2 separate regions of the Homo sapiens genome follow, and region 1 is linked to region 2. The links are chromatin loops, found by intact Hi-C in ENCODE. Cell type or tissue: Caco-2. All regions are shown on one strand. Links, peaks and the distances in the headings refer to the core of each region. The heading gives the core; the rest is flanking DNA.

Region 1 (5,380 bases), core at 286-5,285, 62 kb before region 2:
ACAAAGAGACACAGGGGGAAAACCACATGAAGACAGGGTGTAGAGATCAGAGGGATACATCTGCAAGCCACAGCATGCCAGGATTGGATTGCAGAGCCACAGAAGCGAGGAGATACACAGGGAACAGATTCTCCCTCGGAGCCTCCAGAAAGAACCAGCCCTGCTGACACCTTGATTCCAAACTTCTGGCCTTCAGAGCTATGAGACAACACGTTTCCATTATGTCAAGCCTTCCAGTATGTGGTCATTTGTTATGGCGGCCACAGGAAACAAATACACTTCCCTTCAGAGGCCCCTGTTCATCTCAGCCCTAAACCCAGCAGCAGTCTCTGGAGTGAGGTTGGGGAATTACAAAAGCCGTAACAGGCATGCATCACCACACCTGGCTAATTGTTAATTTTGTGTGTGTGGAGATGGGGTCTTGTTACATTGTTTACAAAGCCACAGCCTTGTGGTTGTTATAGTTCCCATTTTGCTTTGTTTTGTTTTGTTTTGTTTCATTTTGTTTTTTACAATCGAGGAAATGGGCCCAGGAAGTTCAAGTGATTTTTTCCAAAGTCCCTTACACCAGCAGTCCCCAACCTGTTTGACACCAGGGACCAGTTTTGTGGAAGACAATTTTTTCATGGACAAGGGGCAGGGGGGAAATGGTTTTGGGCTGAAACTGTTCCACTTCAGATCATCAGACATTAGTTAGATTCTCATAAGGAGCACGCAAACTAGATCCCTCCCATGTGCAGTTCACAGTAGGGTTTCCGCTCCTACGAGACTCTAATGACGCCGCTGCTCTGACAGGAGGCAGAGCTCAGGTGGTCATGCTCGCCTGCCCTCCACTCAGCTCCTGCTCTGCAGCCTGGTTCCTAACAAGCCATGGACTGGTACTGGTCCCTCAGGGGTTGGGGACCCCTGCCCTATATAGATGGTGTATAAAGCCCAGATTGTGGGTCTCTAGACTCCAAATCCTGAAGTTTTTAGTCCTCAAGAGGAGACTGGCAATGATACAAGGACACTACTAAAGTCTTTCTGTTCACTGTCTATAACTCTTCATTTTAAAATCTAGGTATTTGGGGATATGGAGTGTAGGGGGAACAGGAAGGTGGGACCTAGCTTCTTATCCTTCTGCCTTTGACAGCATATAATGTCTCCCATAAAGTGCAGCAGCAAAGTCTAACTTAAGCATTTAAGTGACCCCTTCAGTTCCTTAATGATGCTATAAATGCAATCCTGGTGTGATTTATAAAGCTATTAAAATAAATGCTTCCACTGAAATAAACATTGCTACCTCTCAGCATATGTTTACTTGCATAACCTAAGCACAAACTTACCCGAATATGCAAAACCTGAACCAAAGATGATAAACGGAGGGCCTGGGTGCCGTACACAAATGAACTGGATGTGTGTGGGTCTTGACAGCATCTTCTAGGGACAGCTGGTCTTTCAGACTTTTTTTTTCTTAGTCATGGTCTTTCAGTCTTGAAGCCTTGCCTTGTTTCTCAGTTTGGAGAAATGCCTCCCTCCATGGTCTGACGCCTAGCTGATGCCTCTCTATCCATGAATTTCGCATTATGCACAGAAAAGCACTTTTTAAAATGCTCTCCTCAACCTTTGTGCATGGTTCAGCTCCCATGGAGAGCCCCACTTGAGTCTTTACCATTTTTCATGTCACAGAAATGTTTGTAGGCCCTGGGCCATGGGAGGTTTTGGAGCAAGAGGGGCATGATGAAATTTGCTAATCACATCTTGGAACCATGAGATTTTAGGTCTATATTCAAAGAGGCATGAACCCAGGGCCTGAATTTAATTCATCTTCAACCTCACAGCTCTTTGGACTGTGCTGCATTGGTCATTATGTAAGAAGGAACATTTGAGAAGAAATCGAGTAGGTTTGAGATGATGCCCAGGAGTCATAGGACACAATGGAAAAGCAACAGGGAACAGTTTACACCAGTCTGTCTGGTTCACTATGATATCCTCAGTGCCTACCATGGGTGCCTGGCACATACAGCTTGCTGTAAATAAGTGTAGAAGGAAGTGAGACAGAGAGGGAGGCCCTAGGGAATTCAGTCCAAGTCCTGGTTCCACTACATACTAGCTGTGTGATGATGGGAAAATTTATTAATTTCTCTGAATCTCCACTTCCTCATTTTGAACTGAGGACAATAATATCTTTCTATTGTAAGTCTTACACAATACAACTCATAAAAATGTCTAGAACGGTGCTGCACAGAATAGGTGCTCTATTCCATAAATGTTCATTGAATGAATGAATGAAAGTCTGGCTGTTTCCCTGCGGATGAATGGCCCTTGAGCTTGGAGACATTGAGTATGGTGCACAGGGACAAGCTGATCACTTCCCAAGGCATGTCAGTGGAGCGCTGCCTGTCTCCTTATTTATGTGCCAGGTTTTCATCATTTGCCATCCACACTTAGGGGATTAATTCCCTGGCAAGTGCAGCCAGTAATACACAGCCAGCCATACGACACAGATAACAGCAGCTACGGTTGTAATTCCCATCCCATTGACAGCCCTTCAACCAACAGAGGAAGGATGGAGCAGCTGAAAGCTTCCATTCAAAGTCAGTAACAATAAGTTACAAGTGACTACGTATGTGGAGGGCAAGTGAGAGGGGGCAGGAGGAGGGTGAGCAGCCAGCCCCTTCTCTTTGTGCTAGTGTAGCAAGCAGGATCCAGCCAGGAAGTGTGCCCAAGTGCCTGCTTAGATGTTAGGGAAATGATTAAAGTTTTCCAATTTTGGAAACAGAAGTTTAATAGTTTATTTTTTTCCTCTTTTTACCCAACACCTTTGGAACCTTTAAGATTGTATTAATTGGAATATAAAATGTTTCAGGTGCAGTGGAAAACAGCATGGTGATTCCTCAGAAATTAAACATAGAATTACTATATGATCCAGCAATTACACTGCTAGGTATACACTCAAAAGAACTGAAAACTAATACCCAACCCAGTACCTCTCCAGGAATGTTTATTACAGCAGCATCCACAATAGCCAAAAGGTGGAAACAGTCCAAATGTCCATCAACAGACGAGTGGCTTAACAAATTGTGGCATATATAGCAGAATATTATTCAGCCATAAAAAGGAATGAAGTACTGATACATGCTAGATCGTGGATAAACCTCAAAAACTTTATGCTAAGTGAAAGCAGCCAGACACAAAAGATTATGTACTATATGATTTCATTTATATGAAATATCCAGAATAGACAAATTCACAGAAATAGAATGGAGATTGGTTGTTTGCTGGAGCTGGGGAGAGAGAGTAATGGGGAGAAACTGCTTGATAAGGGGTTTGCATTGGAATCATGGAAATGCTTTAGAATTGGATAGAGGTTGCACGATACTGTGAAGGTACTAAATGTCATTAAATTAATTAAATTGTTCACTTTAAAATGGTTAATTTTATGTTATGTGAATTCCACCTTAATTTTAAAAATTGTATGAATGTAATTATGTGAATAAACACACATAATAAAGAAAATTACAACCCCACATATGAGTATAAATGAAAACTAGAGGCTGGGCGCGGTGGGCTTGTAATCCCAGTACTTTGGGATGCCGAGGCGGGTGGATCACAAGGTCAGGAGATCGAGACCATCCTAACACGGTGAAACCCCGTCTCTACTAAAAATACAAAAAATTAGCCGGGAGTCGTGGCGGGCGCCTGTAGTCCCAGCTACTCAGGAGGCTGAGGCAGGAGAATGGGAGAATGGCGTGAACCCGGGAGGCGGAGCTTGCAGTGAGCTGAGATCGCGCCACTGCACTCCAGCCTGGGCAACAGAGTGAGACTCCGTCTCAAAAAAAAAAAAAAAGAAAACTAGGTTTCCTTTCCTACCTGACCCTCCATTCTCCTCATAGACAATTACTAGAGTTTTTTGTGTACCCTTTTAGAGGTATTTTTAAGTCTATATATATACATACATATATAGAGATATGTAAAATCATGGCATGCTGTACACACTATTCTGCTGTGGAGAATGCTTTGCTTTTGTTTTTGAGACAGGGTCTTGCTCTGTCACCCAGGCTGGAGTGCAGTGGGGTGATCATTGGCTCACTACAGCCTTGACCTCCTGAGCTCAAGCAGTCCTTCCACTTTGGCCTCCTAAAGTGCTGGGATTACAGGCATGAGACACCACACCCAGCTAATAATGTTTTTGTTTTTGTTTTTTGAGATAGAGTCTCACTCGTCTCCCAGGCTGGAGTGCAGTGGTGCAATCTAGGCCCACTGCAACCTCCACCTCCTGGGTTCAACCGATTCTCCTGCCTCAGTCTCCCATGTAGCTGAGATTACAGGTGTACACCACCACGCTCAGCTAATTTTTGTATTTTTAGTAGAGATGAGGTTTCACCATGTTGGCCAGACTGGTCTCGAATTCCTGACCTCAAGTGATCCACCCACCTTGGCCTCCCAAAGTGCTGGAATTACAGGCGTGAGCCACCATGCCCGGACAAGAATGTTTTAAAAATACCATTTAATGGGTCTCAACTCAGATCTACTCAATCCGAATTTTCAAGGTTGGGCCCAGGGATCTGTTTTTACAAAGCAGGTGGTTGGTGGGGAGGGAGCTAGTCTAGTCCAGCCTGTGGCTTTCCTGCCGTTCCTGAGTACCAGGCATCCTGCCTTCAGCTTGGTTGGCTTCCTGGGGTCTTCTCAGAACTGGGGACTCATAGGCTGTCTGGCCCTCAGTTACCCTTCTCCAATACTCTTCTGCCTTCACCACCCACCTCAGACCACCTCCTCCCCCTCCAGATAACCATGCCAGCCCCAGGGACCCTCACCACCACGACCTGCCAGGCCTGCACTTCTGCAAAGCCAAGGCTAGCCCCACCTGCTGGCTTCTCTGAGGGCACTCCCAAGGGTCAGCATCTTGAGCCTAGCTCTCTGGAGCCTGATGAAATTCTCATCTTCTCTCCGTTGCTACTCAATAGCTGAGAGACCAACTCAGAAAAGAATGATTGCCAGATTAGAATGTCAATGCGTTTTAAAATATCTAACCAGTTGTTGAGCCCCTACTGTATACCAGGTACTGGAATAGGCCTTTCTTTTGGGGGTTGTTTTGGTTTTTTTGTTTTTTTTTTTTTTTTTGAGACATAGTCTCGCTCTGTCACGAGGCTGGAGTGCAGTGGCACAATCTCGGCTCACTGCAACCTCCGCCTCCCAGGTTCAACTGATTCTCCTGTCTCAGCCTCCCAAGTAGCTGGGACTACAGGCACCTGCCACCACTTGCATTAGCTCCCTCAGGTCAGTCTTTTTAAACCCCATCTTACCAGTGAGGAAGGAAATGGAAGCTTAGAGAGGTTGAGGAACTTGCGGGCTAATGCATGGAAAAGCCAATCTGACTCTAAAATCCAACTCTTTCCTC
Region 2 (5,380 bases), core at 68-5,067:
TTATGAAGTCTAAGTTAAGTGACTTGTGCAGGGATGCACAGTAATGACAGAGCTGGGATAAAAAACCAGGTAGTTTGTCTTTGGAGCTCTCGCTCTTAACCACTGTACTATGCTCAGTACGTTAAATGTGGGGAAATAACATGGTCAGCTTTGCATTTGGGATCACTTTGAAAGACTTGCAGACGACAAAATTGGAGGCAAGGGGACCAGCGAGGAGTCTACTGCAATAGTCTAGGCAGGAGATGATGGTCACCTCCACCAGGGAAGTGGCAGTAGAAATGAGAAAAGTGGAAGAATTGCAAAGATATATGGAGGTAACACCGACGAGGAGAGCTTGGCAAGGCTAGAAGAACAAGAATGCGGAAAGGGTCAGTTATGGATGTCTGATTTACAGCTTGGGTCAGTGAAATAGCTGAGACAGATAGGACAAAAGGAAAACTAGAGTGAGGTAAGAAATGAGTTCATTTGGGACATATTCAGTGCTGCCTGTGCTCCCTATTGGGGAAAATATCAGAATTGAAGTCACCTCCATTTATTGGCAGAGTTAGCTTCACCTTGTTAGTAACTACAAATGATGGGTTCCTGGTTGAGGAAGAAGGTAAGCATGATTTTCACTGATGCCCCTCTCAGGCAGAGCAAAGGCCATGAAGTTAATGTTGTGCCTCCAGATTCTGGCCTAAATACCTCCTTCCTGAGTCGATTTCCTAGGGCCACCCTCCTTTCCAACAAATAGACATGGTTCTACCAAGGTCTTGGCTTCAGCCCTAGGAAAATTGCACATGGTAAAAGGAAAAAGCTTGTAAGTTAGACATATTTCATATACAGAGGTTGCAGTTTAAGGAGGATGATGACCACTTACTAGTTGTGGAACACTGGATAAATTTGCTTAACTTTTCTGAGTTTTGTTTCCCCTAATTATTTATTTATTTATTTATTTATTTGAGATAAGGTCTTGCTCTGTCACCCAGGCTGGAGTGCAGTGGTGCAAACATGGCTCACTGCAGCCTCAACCTCCTGGGCTCAAGTGATCATCCTGCCTCAGCCTCCTGAGTAGCTGGGACTACAGGTGCACACCACCATACCTGGCTAATTTTTAAAAATTTTGTAGAGATGGGAGTCTCACCATGTTGTTTGGCTGATCTCAAACTCCTGGATTCAAGCAGTTCTCCCGCTTCAGCTGCCTAAAGTGCTGGGATTACAGGTGTGAGCCACTGCACCTGGCCAGTTTCCCAGTTTAAGATGAGAATAGTGGCTGGGCACAGTGGCTCATTCCTGTAATTCCAGCACTTTGGGAGGCTGAGGCAGGCAGATCACTTGAGATCAGGAGTTCCAGACCAACCCGGCCAACATGGTGAAACCAAGTCTCTACTAAAAATACAAAAATTAGTTGGGCATGGTGACGGGTGGCTGTAATCCCAGCTGCTCAGTAGGCTAAGGCAGGAGAATCACTTGAACCCAGGAGGTGGAGGTTTCAGTGAGCCGGGATTGCACCACTGCACTCCAGCCTGGGTGACAAAGCAAGACTCATCTCAAAATAAATAAATAAATAAATAAATAAATAAATAAATAAATAAATAAATAAAATTGAGGATAGTGGACTGGGTTTGGTGGCTCATGCCTGTAATCTCAGCACTTTGAGAGGCTGAGGTGGGAGGATCGCTTGAGACCAGAAGTTCAAGGCCACAGTGAGCTATGCGCTCCAGCCTGAGTGGCAGAGTGAGAACCTGTCAAAAAAAAAAAAAGAAGAAGAAAAAGAAGAAGAAGAACCTGTATCTTAAAATTAAAATGAATTATTGGAAGTAAAGAGTCTAACACAGGCAGCTGGGTGCTCAGAAAATGCCAATTTTATACCTCATTCCCTCTGTGAGATTCTTGGGATGTGATATCTGCAATTCCTTGTGGTGTTTGTGAGTCATATTCTACGTCTGGGCAGAGCAAGGACAGCAGGCTTTGATGGCCTTACCTGATTCGAGTGCATTCCATCCTGATCTATGAATACCCTAAACCCCATTTGAAGTACATAAATTCACAAGGTAAGACTCTCCCAGGACTCCAAGATTGCTTGATGCACTGTTGCTCCCTGTAGCCTCACAGTGGCAACCTGCTGGGGTCATCAGCACCACGTGTATGGACAGCTCCTCCTCCAGGACTTCCTTAACTCTTAATTCCAGAACCTGGCCTCTGCCCATGGTTCTGATCAAGATTTCCCTTCCTTTCTTGCCCTTCTTGCCATAGCTTCAAGTACTCAGGCCAGAGTCCATAGGCTTGGCATACCAGAAGGTACCTGAAGGCATCTGATTCCAAAACAAATCAGGTTAGACAAGCCTGCTCAGGTAAATACATTTTCTAAACCTGTATCACCACTTTTTGGGAAAGGCTTCATTGTTATCTATTGAGGCTGGTTCTGACATAAAGCTTATGTTTTGAAAACAGTATAACTTTTTAAAGTTTTTTAATGAGCCCCTTCTGGGTTGAAATTAATGTCTTTTATAGTTGCATTCTCCCTGGCTTTATTTTCCATGTCTTAGGAAAATGCTTATGTAGCTGCCTCAGCTTTTCACAAATTATCAAGGGAATTAGGGCACATTTTGGGGAGCTTGTTCTTTGGCCTTATTTTGAGAACATGTCACTTAAATAATTCTCTCTCTTCTCCCCAAGACAGGCGTGGACTATGGGAGGAGTCCCATAACTGTTGCCATGGGGAGTAGCTTTTGCTTTATTTAAGAGAACTAAACTGAAGCATACTTACATTAGCAAATGGAGCAGATTCTCAAATTTTAACATAAAGCCAAAGTGTGTGTGTGTGTCTGTGTGTGTGTGTGTGTGTGTGTATGTATATACATATATATACATATATATAGAAAGAGAGAGAGAGAATGAGAGAGAGAGTGAGAGAGAGAGAGAGAGAGAGGATCTCACTCTGTCACCCAGGCTGGAGTGTAGTGATGCCATCTTGGCTCACTACAATCTCTGCTTCCCAGGTTCAAGTGATTCTCCTGCCTCAGCCTCCTGAGTAGCTGGGATTACAGGTGTGCACCACCATGCCCGGCTAATTTTTGTATTTTTTTTTTTTTTTTGGTAGAGACGTGGTTTCACCATGTTGGCCAGGCTGGTCTCAAACTCCTGACCTCAAGTGATCTGCCTGCCTCAGTCCCCCAAACTGCTGGCGTTACAGGCATGAGCCATGGTGCCGGGCCATACATTCTTAAATTGGGGTCTTTCTTCTCTAAATTGGGTTGTGGGCTGACATAGGTACTCTGGTATTAGGACACCTGGAGGAAAAGTCCCAATTAAGAGTTCCTGGCTGGGTGCTGTGGCTCACACCAGTAATCCCAGCACTTTGGGAGGCCAAGGCGGGTGGATCATGAGGTCAGGAGATCAAGACCATCCTGGCTAACACGGTGAAACCCCGTCTCTACTAAAAAAAATACAAAAAAATTAGCTGGGTGTGGTGGCGGGCACCTGTAGTCCCAGCTACTTGGGAGGCTGAGGCAGGAGAATGATGTGAACCTGGGAGGTAGAGCTTGCAGTGAGCCGAGATCGCGCCACTGCACTCCAGCCTGGGCAACAGAGTAAGACTCCGTCTCAAAAAAAAAAAAAAAAAAAAGAGTTCCTACGAGTACTGAACTGACCCTACTTCTGGAAGGCAAGAAAATGAGCCAGGATTTACCATATAACAATCATGTACACAAATCTCGAGTTGCAAATCTTTACACATGCTATCTCAAGGAGTTGTCACAGCAACTCTGGGAGGTAGGTGTTACTATCACTGTTTCACAGATGAGAAGCTGAAGTTTGAGGAGGGGTCACAACTTACTTAAGACCACTCAGTTTGCAAGTGGCAGAGGAAAGATTTATGCTCAGGTCAGTTTTGACACCAGACTATAGTGTTAAGCCACTGTCTGTGACATCAGAAACTCCAGTAGGACAAAAGGCTCTGATGGCATGATAGGGATTGAGTGTGGGGCATGAAGTTGCTGATTCCAGAATGAATGTGGGAGGTTCCAGAGAATCCTCCACATCTGTGAACCAATGCCTCTCTAAAGTTGTCTTAGAGGCACAGGCTGGTGCTAGGACAGCTGCATTAGAATCATCTGGTGGGCATGTGAAGAACGCAAAGAGCTGGATTCCATTCCCAAAGAGTATAATCCAGTAGCTGATATGTTTTGGATGTTTGTCCCCTCCTAGTCTCATGTTGAAACGTGATTCCCAATGTTCACAGGGCCTAGTGGGAGGTGATTGGATCATGGAGGCAGATCCCTCATAAATGAAGTATCATCCCCTTGGTGATAAGTGAGTTCTCGCTGAGTTCATGTGAGAGCTGGTTGTTTAAAAGAGTGTGACACCTCTTCCCTCTCTCTTTCTTGCTCCTGCTTTCGCCATGCGATGCACCTGCTTCCCCTTTTTCTTCCATCATAATTGGAAGTTTCCTGAGGCCCTCACCAGAAGCAGATTCTGGCAGTGTGCTTCCTGTAAAGCCTGCAGAACCATGAATCAATGAAACCTCTTTTCTTTATAAATTATCCAGCCTCAGATACTCCTTTATAGCTATACAAATGGACTAACACAGCAGGAGTGTAATCAAGCCCAGGAACATGAACATTAAAAAATGTCTAAGTGATTCTGATGCATAGATAGATTTAGGAACCACCACTGCCCTTGGCAACATTTATAATCCTCAGGGTTCCTCCTTCTCCCTTTAGTTGTAACATAATCCCCAGGGATTCAGAGCCAAGACATAGTTCTGAAGGAGGAGCTATAGTTACCATAGAAGTGATCACACATGCGCCATTGCACTCCAGCCTGGGCAACAAGAGTGAAACTCTGTCTCAAAGCAAAAAAAAAAAGTGATCACACAGACTCAGACTGGTTAGAACAGAGTGATTGTCAATCAGAAGCAGTGGTGGCATGTGTCAGTACCAAGGACACTTTCTCAACCTCAGTGCACTCACCTCAGTGGAGAACAACTGCATTAGGAGTGTTTGGTTATCCTAGAAATGAGCTTATTGGGGCATAAGAGATAACTGTTTGCTCAGGGATCAATGTTAATCACTTCTGCATTATTACAGAGAAGCCACTGCTTTCTTCATCATATGGCACATCTTCCAGGAGGACTATCTACAGGAATGTCTCATGTGTTTTGCCCATTACAACTAAAGGGAGTTTGCACTTGGGGGTTCTCGTTAGACTTTTCTGGTTAGACATCTGATGCTTCCTTCTTTGGGTTTTGAGTGGTCTGGGACATGTCAATAGCTTCCTGCACACCAAAGGAGGTCCGAGATCAAATGGCCTTGGGTATAAAAGTACATCCATGTGCTGTGTGGGTGGTGGGAACTATGGTGAACTGCCCAAGAGAGATGCTACTTCTCAGTTTCAGTCT

The links. A loop is a pair of places that touch in the nucleus more often than their neighbours do. Peaks named below come from ENCODE experiments on the same cell type or tissue, not always from the same donor. Only the 100,000 strongest peaks of a DNase experiment are listed, where the experiment ranks them.
Region 1: a loop joins it to region 2, with 4 times the contacts of the local background. A loop is called at or near these places in 6 of 110 quality-filtered maps.

What each region holds. Positions count from the first base shown.
Region 1 is chr17:27,944,649-27,950,028 of GRCh38, forward strand. All of the region lies in intron 2 of LINC01992 (long intergenic non-protein coding RNA 1992), which reads right to left. Among named protein-coding and RNA genes, the nearest start is that of LINC01992, 44 kb to the right of the region's middle. RefSeq lists enhancers at 569-628, 679-738. In Caco-2, for the core only: no CTCF peak of the experiment used is centred there; no DNase peak of the experiment used is centred there.
Region 2 is chr17:28,006,563-28,011,942 of GRCh38, forward strand. No RefSeq gene overlaps it. Among named protein-coding and RNA genes, the nearest start is that of LINC01992, 18 kb to the left of the region's middle. In Caco-2, for the core only: no CTCF peak of the experiment used is centred there; a DNase peak (open chromatin) is centred at 2,159.